2 separate regions of the Mus musculus genome follow, and region 2 is linked to region 1. A link is a loop called in an ENCODE intact Hi-C map of the cell type or tissue named here. Cell type or tissue: heart. All regions are shown on one strand.

Region 1 (8,000 bases):
GCTTTTATACCATTCTAGGTACATAAGAAGAATAAGGTCAGTCCTAAGGCATAAACAGAGTAGTTAAGGAACAAACAAAGCATAAGCAAAGGTCCCATTACTGTGTTCAGGGTCTTAACAAGACCCATCAAGACACAAAGAACACATTCCTCAGCTGTATTTACCTTGCGCCTACTTTCTTGTCCTAGCCCAATGTCAAATTCTTGCCCAATTCCTAGAAGCAGCCCCAAAACCCTCCATACTTTCTCACTCCTTTTCTAGATCCCAGAATCTTTTCCTGTTGCTGCAACTGTGACAAAAAAAAAAAAAAAAAAAAAAAAAAAAAGAAAAAAGAAAAAGAAAAAGGTCCTGGCAAAAGCAGCTCAAAGAAGAAAGGCCTTTTGTTTTTGTTTGTTTTGGTTTTGTTTTGGTTTTGTTTTTGAGACAGGTTTTCTCTGTGTAGCACTGGATGCCCTGGAACTCACTCTGTAGACCAGGCTGGCCTAGAACTCAGAAATAAGAAAGGCTTTTAGCTCACAGTTCAAGATACCATCCATCATGGCAGCCGTGTGAAGGCAGCAAAAGCTTGAAGCAGCCGCTCACATTATGTTTACAGTCAGAAGAGAGCAGCGAACACACACATGCTGCTGCTCAATTCCCTCTGTGTCTCTGTCTCTGTGTCTGTCTCTGTCTCTCTGTCTCTCTGTTTCTCTCCCCTTATACAGTCTCATCTACAGCTAAAATAGGCCTTCCCATATCCATCAACATAATCAAGATAATCCCTGGCAGGCTTGCTCAGGATCCCATGTGGTTCTAGATTCTGTCAACTTGACAAGTGACACAGACCAGCACAGCTCGTGACTCCTTCCCTCGCTCATGCTCAGATCTGGCGATATGGACTGAGCCATCTCACTGTCCCTTCTCTGACTCATCATCTGACCTGTCTGTCTTTCCTTATAAGGATGTTTATGAATACGCAGGGGCCATCAAGACAGCCCAGGATAATCTTAAGGATCACAAGTAGCAGCATCCGTTCCCTCTTCCAGAGCACTCTGGGGACTAGTCTCTGGGAATCATGAGTCTGTCTAGCAGACGGTCCTGTTAAACAGCTTCTCATGACCCCTTATGACCCACACTCTCCTTGGCTAAGCACATTCTCACTGTGACTCACCAGACTACGTGTCCCTCCACATCCCTCTGATCACTGTTTCTTTTCCTTCTCCTCCAGCCGTATCAGCTTCCTGCTCTTCCCAGACTGGCTTCAATAAATCGAGCAGCCACTGCATGATCTGTGCACATCACAGATGAAAAGGAGAAAGATGGTGGAGAAGGAAAGGAAAGGGGGGGGGGGAGAGGAAGATGAAGGAGGAGGAGAAGGAAGAAGCCAAAGAGAAAACAAAATAAGTCTAGGAAAATGTGTTCAACTTCATGAATTACTTCATTTAAACCATGATACAAAACAATGGCTAAAATAAAAAAGAAAGCACTAAATGTTGGCAAGGGCCTGGATCTTCACACACTGTTGGGGAGCTGGATTGTAACTCCTTATAGCTACTTTAGAAAATTGCTTAGCAGCATTTACTAAAGCTGAACATATCCATATCCTAGGTTCCAGGAAGATCATATTATATCGTATTTGTTATTTGTTATGTGTTACCCCCATTTCTCACCAACTGCAAGTGCCTGACGGGAAAGTATTGTCTGGTATCCAGCTGAATCCTAGAATGATAGCTAACGTACAGCAGGTGCTCAAAAAATATTTTTGATGAGTGAGTGAGGGCACCTAAGAGAGCCATTCACGGGTCACAGCTGTGACCTCTGGCTTCACCCGCCACCCGAGCATTCTGTACAGTATTAAGACACAGAAGCCCCTCCTTGTTCTTCCAATGGTGGGGAAGGTTTATTCTCCAGTCTTTGTCACTTTGTCTAAAAAAACAAAATGATTCCTGTGTCCTCTGCCTGTGTTATCCATTCCCTGAGGTTCAAAGGATGGCATCTTCCCAGTCCCCTCCCCTCTGACCTAACTTAACACAACCAAAATCCTGGTAATATTAGGCAACAGCTAAGGGTGTCTCCCATTGATCCTCAGTAAATCGCCAACAGAGTCCTATGAGATCAGTTCTATTTTTAACTACATTTGGCAGAGGAGGAAATGAAGGCACAGACACACAAAAGACTAGTCTGAACTCACAGAGCCAGAATGTAAGGTAAAATGAGCCTTGTTCACACCAACTCTGACCATCCCACCCCACCCCACCCCACCCCACCCCACCCCACCCCACCCCACCAGTCAGTAGCAATCATGGAAGAAGAAAAGGCAATGCCAGCTTGCTGCGTGGTGAGTATTAGGCTCTGTTCTAAGCACTTAATAGCTAACATCTTTTGGGACTCATACAATACCCAGGATTTGGTTTTATAGGGATTTTGTTGTTTGAGACAGTTTCATGGTGAAGCTCAGGCTGGCCTCAAACTCAAAATCCACCCCCCCCGCCCCCCCCATCCCCCAGGTTCCTGAGTACTAACTAGGACTGTAGGTATATGTCACCACGTGTCAGATTATACTCTTTTTGATAGAGGTGAAGGATCTGCTGTAGAAAAATGTTAAGTATTGTACAAGCTCACAAAGTTCTTGAGTGGTGAAGTCAGCCTCCAAACGAACCTTCTGCCTCTGGATCCCAGACCCCACTATCTCTGTGAGAAGTAGCCTTTGCCTGTGGAGGGCTGGGCACCCAGAGAGAGCGTATGGGGTGCATTGAGAATGCCTGAACACCCCTGATTCCAGTTTGTAGTTATGGTTTTGACTCCATCTGGGACACTATGCTATATCAGCTCAGTATTTTACTCCACATTAACAGAGATTATAGTCTTTAAGGGCCTTTGAGTCTCTACAACCACTAAGATAGCTATCTTTTCTGCCTTTTAAAAAGAAAGGATTCAGACCAGAGCAGAGAGTCTGGTTCAAACTCACGGAGAATCAAAAGAGAGGACCTGTTTCCATCCTTGCCGTCACTCTGCCCTGACTCCACAAAACTCCTGCCAAGATTGCTCAGCGGGGAAAGCAGTGGATTTCCAGTCTAAACTCATGGGCCTTTGCCGTTCTCAAGGAGAGAGATCTACTTCCTGTTCACATCCCTGTACTCAGGAAGAGGCCACAGCCCATTTCCCTGGGGTTTCTGAGAAGACAATACATAGTGTAGGCAGCACCTGGTCCAGTAAGCCCAGCTGACAGGTTCCAGCCAAAGCTTACTCCTTGCAGTCAGACCTGTTTGAAGTTTACTGCAGGGTCATGGATAAGATAAGGAGTTTTAAAATAAATGCGATGAAAGGTAGGGATCAAAGGTCACACCTGTCACCTGCTAAGAAGGCGATTGTCAACAAAGTCTGTGAAGACAGACACAGATAAACTTCCTGGCAAACATCCCAGAAAGCAAAAGGCCCCTTGCCAACAATTTCTCATGAAATCTCAATTCCTGGAATCACCAACACTATCAAATTACTTCTGTGTGGTAAAATGTAGTGAGCCTTTATGAGAAGGAATAGCAAGCCCTGGCTGCTGCAGATATGCCAACGAAAGCAGGGACATCTTGATAAGACTGTTTGGGGTATATAACACACACACTGCGATTAATGGATGGAGAGATGCTCTAATTTAAACGCTTTTCAATATAAAACATGGTACAACGAAACACCATGATCAAAAAACAAATTAGAGAGGAGAGGGCTTATTTGGCTCACATTTCCACATTGTAGTCTATCAATGAAGGAAGCCAGGACAGGAACTCAAGCAAGAGGCAAGAGCTGAAGCAAAAGCCATAGATGGGTGCTGCTTACTGACTTGCTCTGCCTGGCTTGCTCAGCTTGCTTTCTTATAGAATCCAGGACTAAAAGCCCAAAGGTGGCACCACCCACAATGGGCTGGGCCTTCCCCTACCAATCACTAATTTAGAAAATGCTCTACAGTCTGACCCACAGCCTGACCTTATGGAGACATTTTCTCAATCGAGGTTCCCTCCTTTCAGATGTCTCTATACAGTTTCAAACTGATGTAAAACTGGCCGGGACAGATGCAGTGTGCCTATTGCTAAAGAATTTGTTACTTTGTGAACCTGTGGAGCTCAGTCAAGGTTCAAGGGGTGCTCATTTTCATGCTTAGCACCCCACCTTTGCCGCCATGTCTCTCCTTTAAGTGCATATGCTAGGAACAGCTAGTTGATGTGGTATTTTTATTGTCATTATTTTGTAATTGAAAAATAAATAATTCTGAACATAATGGTGATAGAATAGATTTTTTTTCCCCTTCAAAACTCTTCAGAATAAACAAGCCACACCACACGGGTAGCTATGCATGGCCCTTTCTCCTAGTATTGCACAGACGTAGCCTTCTTGAGAAGGCTTCTTATCATACTGGACTCTGGTCCAAAGGATGAGGCCTTATGTTTTTTATCACTTCACTTATTTGGGAAGGGTGTGCTTAGGTGACACAGAGAAAGTACAGAGGTCAGAGGACTGCTTGCTGCAGCGGGTTCTCTCCCTCCACCTTGTCAGCCCCAGCGACAGAACTCAGGTCATCAGACTTGGCAGCAAGTGTCTGTACCTGCTGAGCCATCTCACTAGCCCTACCTATGCCCTACTTTCAATGACATCATAGCTATTAGTGTTGAAGCAACTTCAAAGACAAGCGCTTAAAAATCAGATGAGCTGGGAAGACTTAAACGTTTATTCTGTCTCTGTTACATGAGCTGTATTTCAAAGCAACCCATTGACAACGGATGAGGGGAAACTTGTCTGTAAGGTTCCAGATAATAAAAATAAAGGGAAGAGCAAGTCGTAAAAATGCCGCGTCGTCACCCTCGTGTGATAGCTGCTAAGGCAGTGAGCATCCACGGGAGCTGAGACAGGAACAGATAAAGAAGAGGTGTTCTCGGTACTCTCTCTAGTCCTGAGAGTGAAATCAGTGTCCTACTGGAAGGATCATCTCCAGCTGGACTCATTGATAAGCCTTGGCATCACTAAACTCGGATAAAGCCTACATTTCCTACTTCCTGGTATGATAGAACATGAAGAAAAGTCAAATGTCGCACCTCCATAAGTTAAAGCCTTCATAATTAAAACATAAGAGATCCCATATTGAACACCAGCTAAAACCAGAACCTGGAGCATCGAAAGAATAAGACTCTTTTGGGAGAAGCCTGCCTGTCACCACACTAAGCATATCAGGCAGGGGAAGAGACCTAGAGGCCTGCCAGCTGCATAGCCAGCCTTCAATGGAAGCCATCACAGGCCCAAAAGAGTGGCGGAAAGACAGGAAGGAGAAAAGAGCAGAACAGTTTGAGCATTGTAAAGAGAGGCAGGACTGGAGACACGAGGCTGGAGAGGAACAGTCCTCCTGCCCTGCCACCTGAGGTCATGGTGAAGTCCCAGCCTGTGCTGCCATTGAGGGCCATGTCTGGGTTCATGGCCCTGCAGTAGCAGGGGTCTGTGTCAATATCCATGGCCCATATTACCACTAAAGACTGTGTGGAAGTCTCTGGGCCCGACTGCTGCCTGGGCCATGTTGAGGCCCAAGGGCTGTGCAGTGTTGGCCCCTTCCCTCACTGTCTGCAGCACTTTCCCAAGTGAGAGTGGGCTCTGCACTCCACCTGGGCAGCACAGTAGAGCTGGCCCTGGTGGCATGGGTTTGGGTGAGCCTCCCTGAATGCATGAGATTGAGCATGCTAACCCTGAACCTTGGAGGCTGCAGCATTTGGTGAGCTGGCCAGGGCAATGCTGGAGAGCTTGCTCTGGTGGTGAGGTTACAGTAGAGCTGTCTGGCTGACCAACTCAGCTACCACCGAAGCCCAGATCCAGGGCTTTGAGTTGGTCCACTGCAGCATCTGCCTTATCTATAAATTGCTGGAGGATATAAAAGGGCTAGTCCCTCAGATCCAAAGCTGCAGGATCTCCAAGACACGGGGCAACAACAGGATATCAGAAAGGAGTCCCAGTGAGGGTGCAGTATCAATAATGTAGCAGAAGCCAGAGGCCTCACACCAGACCAATGACTCATTGAAATAAACATTTGCAAGATGTGTGAACAAAAGGGTAATGGTGGGTCACACTATGACACACTATAGTTTCCAGGACAAGATATTTTTCATGTTTTGTTTATTTTTGTTTTTTATTTTCCCTTGAGAAGGAGGTTACAAGGATAAGGGCTGATACATGAGTGGGATTGGGATCCTTGATGTACAACTCACAAAGAATCAATAAAAAAAAAAAAAAAAGAAAGAAAAAGTCTCTTGAGATGAACAGCATGAATCAAAGGGGACTGGATGAGAACTGTTTTAGGGTGTGTGTGTGTGTGTTTGTGTGTGTGTGTGTGTCCATACATGCGGATGCTAGAGGGTAACCTCAGATATTGTTTCTCAGGAGCCATCCACCTCACTTGTTTCACAGGCCTGAAGCTCTCCGGTTAGGATGAGCTGGATGGTCGGCCAGCACCAGGGATGCCCCTGTCTCTAACCACGGCCTGCATGACAGATGTGTTCCACTGTGCTTGACTACTTGACATGAGTCCTGGGGGCTGAACTCAGGTCCCCATGCTTGTGAGGCAAGCCCTTTACCAACTCAGCTATCTCCCCATCCTTCCAGTCACTTTGGATTTGAAGATGCCAGGTGTGCAAACAGGTGACACATGAACCTCTTTGGGATTTCAGGGTGAACAAACAACCAAAACAACTGGGAGGGCAACTTGGAATGTTTAATGTGGACAGGGCATTTTAAACAAAGCTAAGGAACTGTTTTCAGGGTATGTTACAGTTTGATTATGAAATAACACTTAGAGGTCCCCAGGTAGGAATCTAAATGAGGTAGGGCCTAGTTGCATGCAGTGGGTCATTATAGGTGGGGCCTAGCTGCAGGAAGTGGATAATTGGAGACTATATTTTTGGGAACTGTGCCTTATTCTTGATATCTCTCCTACCTGCTCTGCCTTGCCTCCCTCCATCCCACATCTCCCATGAGGTAAGTGTACCCATCGACATGGTATCCTGTCTCATCTCAGGTCCAGAAGTTCAAATCCAAATGACCATGGACTTGGACATTTGTCACAATGATAAGAAGCCTTGCTGACGCAAAGTGCCATGAGGGCACTGTGGTGATCTAAGAAAAATGTGTCAGCTGAGTCGAGTCACACCTGAAGGATTCCAGGGTAAAGTCAGTGTTTGAAATTCACTATATACATCTTCAACAAAAGACAAGGCTGGTAGTCACACATAGCAAAATAAGAAAAACTGTGAAGTGATGAATATGTGGAGATTTGCCGTTTTTTGCTCTTCCTGAGTGAATATTTGAACTTTTTATAATAAATAGATTTTAAATTGAACTAAATTCCACTTTGCTTTCTTGGAATTGAAGAAATAAATGACGCTGGAGAAAAACCTTTAAAATCCAGCGGGAAAGCTCATTCTTAAAGCCAACTCCACTGCTGACCCCGAAACTCCACTTTCAAAGGATCTTTTCTGCCTTTGAAGTTTATTAATGATATGAACACTACTAAAAATGGAATTGTAAAATTTATAGCTCATCCTGGGCTATATACCTTTTGTCTCAGAGTTTCTATAAAGAATCATTGTCCTCTCTAGTTGGCTAGCCATAGTCGGGAAAATGGAAAATGCACATTGACTGAGCCATTAGCAAAAAAAAAAAAAAATCTAAAATCATATTCAATTCTCATCCCACCCCCCCCCCCCAAATGAGCTATAAGGTTCTCTGAATGTTTAATGCTTCCCACCTATCAGGGACTAAGAGTTATAAATATACCTGCAGTAACGTACAAATTTTAAAGTGGAGCTAAGAATAGTGGGTGAGCTAGTTGATCAGTTAAATTATTATATGGTGTTTGAGAAGGGACACATGGAAAGCGTTGCAAAATTTTTACTTTATGAAATATGTAAAATATGCAACAGCTTTGACTTCATCAGATAAATACACATTGGTTATGGGTCTTAGCTAGATCTAATTGCAAATAGACCTCTCTGACC
Region 2 (8,000 bases), 160 kb before region 1:
TCTCCCAGAGCATACTTGTTACTAATCCAATTCTCCCCTCCCCTCCCCTCCCCTGTCCCCTCCTCTCCCCTTTTCCCTTCCCCTTCTCCATTCCCCCCCAAACTCACAGAGATCCACCTGCCTGTGCTGTGCCTGTGCCTCCTCCCGAGTGCTGGGATTGAAGGTGTGTACCACCACAGCCCAGATACTAACCCAGTTCTTAATTCAGTTCCAAATATCCTTTACCACATTTTATTTTATTGTTTGCTCAGGGAAAAGTAGAATTCTGGGACTAGCCTGATTTGGGCATCCCTTCCTGAGGACCACACTGCTAGGCCACCATCCTACTTTGCCCTGGATGGACTTAAGAAAAATGGCAGTAATACTTCAGTGGAAAGCCTCAGTAAACAGGACCGAGCTAGTTGCCCTGCATAGCACATATCCTAGAGCTTGCCAATGATAAAGTTTCCATTGCTGCTTTAAAGTTTAAATACCCGAAGTCCACATGGCTCTTCATAACAGAAGTAAAGACGGGGGTGGGGGTGGGGGTGGGGCTTATTCTGTGCTGTAACATGGTGATGTTAGGTGCGGGGACAGGGAAAGGAGACCTGATGAGACACTGTTCACCAGACAGACATTCTCATTCCATTGAGGGGCACTATTTGAGAAAGAATTAATCATGATTGTTGTTTTCCTGGTAAAGTGTAGCAAAGAATGATGTTTTAATTAAACTTTTCTGTATATTTAGCTAGCTTTCCTTTTTATGGGAAATCGAGATATTGTTAAAATAAGTAGGATTGTTGTATCACCAGAAGAAAGTCTGTTGCTCGTGATTTGAGGAAGCCCTCACTTCCTGTCCTCTGCAGCTGCGAACAACTTCTAACGTGGGAGGAGTGCATGTGTGGAGAATTTAGGTACAAAGTGTTCCATTTTTGTGTCCTTGGAGTCTCTGCCAAGAAAACAGTTTCACTAGACATGTGGCGTCTTAAGGATGCTGGAGAGAGTGAAGCACTCCATTTAAACCCTCAGTCTCCTTAGAGATGAGGTACAAGGACCAGTTGATTCATAGTTGCGTGACTTTAGAACTGACTTCGCCATCTTTCTATTTTCTGGGTCAAGCCCTCTTCAGAGAGGCAGTTCCTGACCAGGAAGGTTGGTGAAGCAAGGAGGCGCTTGGATGAGGGCTGGTTTTTACTTTCAGGACATGTTAGGTCAATCACTTCTTGGCTCAGGCAGCAGCAGGTTAGTGTGGGCTCTTGAGTGTTTTCCCAAAGGTCTAAAACCAAACAGGAAGGAGACAATTTCAGCAACCACTCAGATGCCAATATCAGCATCTATATTTGTACATCCTGGCATTGACTGGATGCTGACTTGAAAGGCAATTCTAGGAATCAGTGATTAAGATTAAGAGACTTGAAATGCTGTCTTCAAGCTTTGATTTTTTTTTTTTAAGATCTGTATCACATAAGAAATTGGTACCCTGATGTGTGTCTCTTGATCAGATTATTAAGTGTGCCAAAGTGGGTGAGTTGAAAGAGCCAGTGTGTTTCATGCCAATTAGCATCATAAAAATCTTTCTTTCTCAGCACTGAGTAGGGTTTTTAAAGCCTACCCAGTGCTCTGTGTGGCCCAGGACTGTCTCTATTCTGAACTGGGCCACCTTGGAGATTATAGATGACCAGAGGTCATTACAGATCACCAGAGCTCCAGGCTTAGATCACACATGGCTCCAACATGTCAGAACAACATGTTGGGTTTCTCTCCCCTGGGAGTTCGCCATCAGCTGAATGGGATGATGGATTATAAGCATGGCCCAGCCTCCCACTGTAATACATCAAGACCCAGCTTTTATTTGAAGGTGAATTAGTCAAAGAATGGAGTTCCCGCAAGCTCAAAATCCAAGGAAGGGAGCTCTTTAATGATCAAATGAAAGAGGAAATAGCTGGCTGGAGGGTTAGCAACGACAGTCAACACGGGGCCTTTCCTAGGCTGTAGTCTGAATGCATCATTACCAGCTGAACTTTCCTGTGGTTTCACTCTTCTGAGGTGTGAACCACTTCTTTTCATCAGCATCTCTCCCCCCCCCCCCCCCGCCCAAGTAGCTGGTCATAAGTAGGGTGTTTGTTTTTCCATGTGTCTTTATAAAGGTCCCTGAATCCATCCTTGCAATAAACAGCCAGTCTCGCTCTCCCTGAGGTCGAGCAGTCTTTGGTCCCCTCCCTTCATAGCACTTTGCACTCATTGCACACACAAAAAGGGAATGTATAGCAATGAAGTCTTTGTCACCACATCTCACACAGGGTATATATATATGCTCTGGGCATTTATTCGTTCAATGGCATGAATTGTTAGTAGTCTATATACTAGAAAATGTTAGTATATTCCTGTGTATCATTTTCAAAGTGCAGGGCTTAAAAAGTAAACACACTTGTAATCTCCTGTAGTGGGAGAGCTAGAAAAGGGATTCTAAGGTACAGTAATAAAGTGAAGTCATCAAAGAACCAGGTTCTTACTGATTCAAAGGTCTACCACCTGGCTTTTGTCTTTAGGCATATATGCTTATGGTTGAGAGATGGCTGCTGCAGGTCAGAGGGAGAGGCAGAAGAAAGGACACTCTCTTTTGTTCTTCAGAGCAAAGACAAAACTTTCAGGTTTGATGTCCACGATTATGTCTGCTGTCTGTAAGCCATCACCATTAAAGAGAATCAGATCACCTTGAACAGGAGGCTGATCCTTCCCTTCTTGCCTCCTTCCCTCCCTTCCTTTCTCCTTCCCTCCCTCCTTCTCTCCCTTCCTCCCTCCTTTCCTCCCTCCTCCCCTCCCTTCCTCCCTCTTTTCCTCCCTCCCTCCCTCCCTCCCTCCCTCCCTCCCTCCCTCCCTCCCTCCCTCCCTCCCTCTCTTCCTTCCTCTCTCCCTCTTCTTGCAAGGATATGGATGGTGGAATTTTGAAAACCAAATGAAGGGTTGGGCATTTGCTGCCTGAAAACGGATTTTTTTCTGTCACAGGATGCCAGCTCTGAGCACCAGAAGCCTTGGGAAGCTGCACAGCCAAGCCCTGTGAGATCCACCAGAGGACAGGGTGTGGAGGATGCGCTCACACATTTCCCAGGTCCTCTAGCTACAAAAAGAGCTTGCTCCATCAGCTCCCGGGAAGCCTCAGACGAGCAGCTCTCTACAGAAGAGATCTGTCCTGCACAAGGTCAGGCCCTATCCTAGGTCTACTATGTCTTAGGACCCATCAAAACAGGGCCTGGTTTCTAGTTCCCCTTGGGGCCACCCAGTATGAGGGCTCCTGAGGAGTCAGGACTTCCTTGTGTCTGAGTCACCCTAGGGTCTCTCTTCTAGCAGCTCTTACCTAGTACTGAAACGTGGATGACAGGAATGCTACTCACGTTGAGGTCAAATAGATTCATACTCTTCTGTGTTTGGTGTCACCGAAAAAACCCTCCACTCTCCTCACAGGGGGGCTAACATCAGAGGAAGATGATTTCTACACAGTGAAAGCCAGACTTCTAAGGTCCACTTGTGGACCTGAGTTGGAGAAAATGAGGATATTTGAGAATTAGGAAGCAATCATTACCCCATCCCCTCCTTTTTGTTATTCCTCCTCTCTCTCTTCTTCTGTTACCACTTCTTTTAATTGCTCTCGGGGGGGGGGGGGGGAGGGGGCGAGGAGTGGGAGTCAGCCTTCTTTCAAGGCAGCAAGTAAGCCGCATCCTGCTTCAAGGCTGACAGGTATTATTCTTTAGTTTAGTTTTGTTTGGGCTCAGGATCAAACCCAGGGTCAGGGATCAAGCCCAGGGCCTTGTCTATACTAGATAAGAAGTGCTCAACTCCCAAGCTGCACCCCCAGCCCTAAGCACCATCTGGAGATACAAAACTAACATTCGAGTGTGGTTTGTGCTCCGTTGAGTTAGACATCCCAGTAAGAGACTCACTAGGGATCTGATACAAGCCCAGTAGCAAAGGAGGCAGGATTAAGACAGAGGATCTGGCTAAAGAAGACATTGACAGTTAGCTTTGAGACAGATGTCACTTACATTGCTCTGCACAACAGGAAGAATGATACCAAACAATGTGATTAATAACCAGCGGGGCCTGAGTCACCAGGAGCCCTTACACACACACTTCATAAAGACAACAAAGGCTTTCACTGTAAGTGATGTAGACTTGGCTGTGAATGTCGCCTGGCGTGTACTTAGCTGCCACAACACATTACTTTATTGTTTTTTGAGAGATCTTGCAGAGGAGGTGAAGCAGGCAGAGAGACAAAAGCATACAGAATAAGGCAGATGAATATTCTCCTTGTGGTTTGGCTCATAAAGACCCTGCGCATGTGGGTCAAGCAGAGAAGTGTGTGAAGCAAGGGTAAAGAATCAGGGTTATTGGCAGGGAAGGAGAGGAGACGGCAGTTATTAAAATGATTTCATCCTCTCTGCCTATCTCTAAGGGCGCCATTATGAATACCAAATGAACTTCCGTAAGATAGCCACAGTTTTCTCTGTTTCCAACAGCATATGTTTTAGTCAGGGGTCTTGCAAAGAATAAATATTTTGCTCAGGTGTAAGAAAAAAAAAACCCAAACCAATTATTGTGCAAATAACAATGATAAAAAGCTTTTAGCCTGTGTCATCGGATGCATTCCTAGAGGAATGGGCAGAACAGGCTATGTGAAAGCATCTGATCACACCTGGCAAGGTGTCCCCATCACACAGCAGCCTCTTGCTTGTCTTATGTGACTGTCTGGGGCTTGAGTCCCAGCTCTTCTGATATTTTCAGAGCACATATGACATCTCATGGAAACATAAAAACTCTTGGAAAAGGAGGGAAGATGACTGCTGCTTCCCTCCCGAGGCGAGGGAGGGAGTAAAACTGCAGAGGACCTTCCGACCTCTCTGTGCTCCTCTCTCTCCTTCCATGTTTAAAGCTCTCTGCATATGTTAGGCACCAAGGAAGTAGGGGAGACCAAGCTGTCATTCTCCATGTGCTTGTCAGACAAAGAATATAGGCCTACAAAGAAATGAATTATACTGAGCATGATAGCACATTCCTCTAATCCCTACACACAGGAGGGTCAGGCAGGATCTTGAATTTCAGTCTACCCAGAGCTACTTAGGGAGCCCCTGTTGATAGGTAATTAATTAAGAAATAAGAAGGAAGAGAGGGCATTTAAGGGCTCAAGAGAAGGGAAGGCTGTCAGTAGGTTAGTCCTATGAGCTTTGGGGTATGCCAAAGGAGGGATATTCTAATACTAGAGACAAGACTCAAAATAGGAAAGCAGGGAAGGAAACCCCACCCCTCTCTTCTCCACATCTTTTTCGGATCCCTCTGTTAGTCACACCCAATCAGAATCCGTTGACAAAAAAATACAAGGGACAGAGCTCAGAGAGAGTCCTCCTCCCAGAGCCCAGAGACGGGCCAGGGCAAGGCAGGGTCAGGACTTGGAGTGAATTGGGAACCAGGCAGACAGAGAATAACCAGTGTATCTGCTGTCCTCTAAGGTGGGGATTCCAGGATGGGCATCCAACCCTGTAGTCATCTTCCTTTATTGCCAATTAATCCCACACAATATCTGCTTTAAATATTCTTGTTTGACTGGCTCCTTTGAGAGTATGACAACAACAATGGGCTCTCTCCTCAAGAACAAAAGTACAAAATCACACATGGGTGCAATTTGCAGTTAGTATTTAAAACCTCTAGACCTCACTCTTCAGACCAAGCTGTAGGCCAGCAGCATCAGCCTCATTTGGGAGCTTAGAGACGTGAGTTCCACCCCAGATTCCAGGTTTCTCACACACACACACACATACACACACACACACACACACACACACACACACACACATCAGAAGTTCTGCCCTAAGAGCCAGTGGGACAAATGTGATGGAGGGCTGGCTGAGAGGATGTGGGTCTTTCATTTAGGATATGGGTTCAGCTGTAGATAGAAGAAAAGTCAGCCAAACAATGCCTTGAGCACAGCAGAAGTTCTATTTCTCTCCTGAACTATGAAATCTAGAGACAAATATGTTCAGTGCTGGTGTCACAGCTGTCCCTTCTCTACTTATACGTTCACTTGGCCATCTTTAGCCATCTCTGTTGTCTTCTTGGTTCTTAAATGGATTCTAGAATTCTAGCAAATGCTTTTCAATTCCAGGTAGAGGACAACGTGTAAGTGGACAAATCATGGAGACCTTGTAAAGGATGTTTCTGGAGTTTGCTCCTAGACACTTTCAATGACCACTGTTTGGTAGCTGCAAGGGAGTCTGCATAGTAGAACAATTCTTTTAACCTACAAACACATAGATCTTAGGGAGCAATAAAAAAAAAGAGGTGAATTAATATTGCAACAGCAATTTTCTCAACCTGCGTCATACTAGTGGTAAAAATTATTAATTTAAATACTTTTATTCTATCTTACTTCACCAATGAGAACCTATAACACATATTTTATATTTTGGAGGTGTCATTCATAAAATAAGGTGAATTTAGAACTTACTAGAAGGAAACTAGAATTACAGAGACAAAGGAGGCCAAGATATACAATTACTGATTTAGGTCTCCTGTTATTCATTATTAATAGTAATTTCTTTGGTATTTAAACTGAAATATAATTTTTCTCTTGAAAATATTTGCCTAAAAAAATAAAAATTTATTTAAGGAGATAAAGAATGCTTTAGATGGCTTGAAGAGAATATGTCCAGACCCCATCTGTGTGTTTTGTGTATTTTTCTGAAGTGATGATGTCTTAGTCACTGTTTTATTGCTGTGAAGAGACACTATGACCAAGGCAACCATTATAAAAGAAAGCATTTAATGGGGAGGGCTTGCTTACAATTTCAGAGGCTTAGACCATTATCACCACATCTGGGAGCATCATGGTATGTGGGCAGACATGGTGTGGAGAAGGAGCTGCGAGCTCTACATTCTGTTCCAGAAGCAACAGGGAGGGAGAGGAGAGGAGAGGAGAGGAGAGGAGAGGAGAGGAGAGGAGAGGAGACGAGACAGAGACAGAGACAGAGACAGAGACAGAGACAGAGACAGAGACAGAGATGACAGAGACTGACTGCTGGCCTGGTGTGAATCCTCAAAATGACACACTTCCTCCAACAAGGCCACACCTCCTAATCCTTTCAAATAGTTCCACTCCCTGATGACTAAACATTCAAATATATGAGCCTATGGGGGGCATTTTTATTTAGACAGACAGTCTATGGCTTTCGCTAACATAGTTTTCAGTGTAAAGGCACTCCTTTAGAATTATTGTTTATGAGCCAACACATAATCACATGCTATGTTTGCATCACTAGATTTTTAATGCCCATATTCAGAGTTCTTGCAGCCCATTGGAACAAGGGCACATTATTTGAAATGGCTATAGCTCTGATTTTAAAAAGAATTCTAAGGGCTGAAGAGGTAGCTCAGTGGTTAAGAACACTTGCTGCACTTTAAGAAGACTTGAGTTCGGTTCCCAGCACCGATGTCCGGTGGTTCACAACCACCTTTAACTATGCCTTCAGGGAATATCATGCTCTCTTCTGATCTTCTTGGGTACCCCTCTTCCCCAAACACACATGTGGTGCACACATACACACACATACATGTAAATAAAAATAAAATTTAAAATACTGTATTTTGTATTCTTTACTAATTTTTTTCTAATTAATCTAACTTAGTGACTTTCACTATATTCAAGTAGGCAACTTCTACATCACCTTTAAACTGTTTGTATAATATTGAGGAATGGATTGAAGTAAGATCTCATCTAGTCTCATCTAGCTAATAAGGGTTGCATTTTAAGGAATTTTGAGACTGAGATGAAATGTAAGGATTTTGAAAAATAAGCCAAAAAGCTATCACAGAGTATCTTCAAAATACCTTTTTTTTTTTTTAAATGAGTTTCTTTCCAGGACCAGATAGTGGAAAGGGTCTTGGTGGCAGGCCATCCCCTGTGATGTCAGAGCCTTGCCAGGCCCCAGAGGGGCTGTAAGCATTTGAGTTGAACTCTGCTGAAGGGCACTGAT

Evidence for each region. Hi-C counts contacts between places; a loop is a spot of excess contacts. Peaks named below come from ENCODE experiments on the same cell type or tissue, not always from the same donor. Only the 100,000 strongest peaks of a DNase experiment are listed, where the experiment ranks them.
Region 2: it touches region 1 in a loop (2.3-fold over the local background); 1 of 42 quality-filtered maps calls a loop at or near these places.

The regions. Positions count from the first base shown.
Region 1 is chr2:72,749,584-72,757,583 of GRCm38, forward strand. The region is part of intron 4 of 6430710C18Rik (RIKEN cDNA 6430710C18 gene); the gene reads right to left. Among named protein-coding and RNA genes, the nearest start is that of Gm46747, 9.6 kb to the right of the region's middle. In heart, no CTCF peak of the experiment used is centred here; a DNase peak (open chromatin) is centred at 3,168; H3K27ac peaks cover 1,607 bases.
Region 2 is chr2:72,588,110-72,596,109 of GRCm38, forward strand. No RefSeq gene overlaps it. Among named protein-coding and RNA genes, the nearest start is that of Gm30069, 23 kb to the right of the region's middle. In heart, no CTCF peak of the experiment used is centred here; a DNase peak (open chromatin) is centred at 872.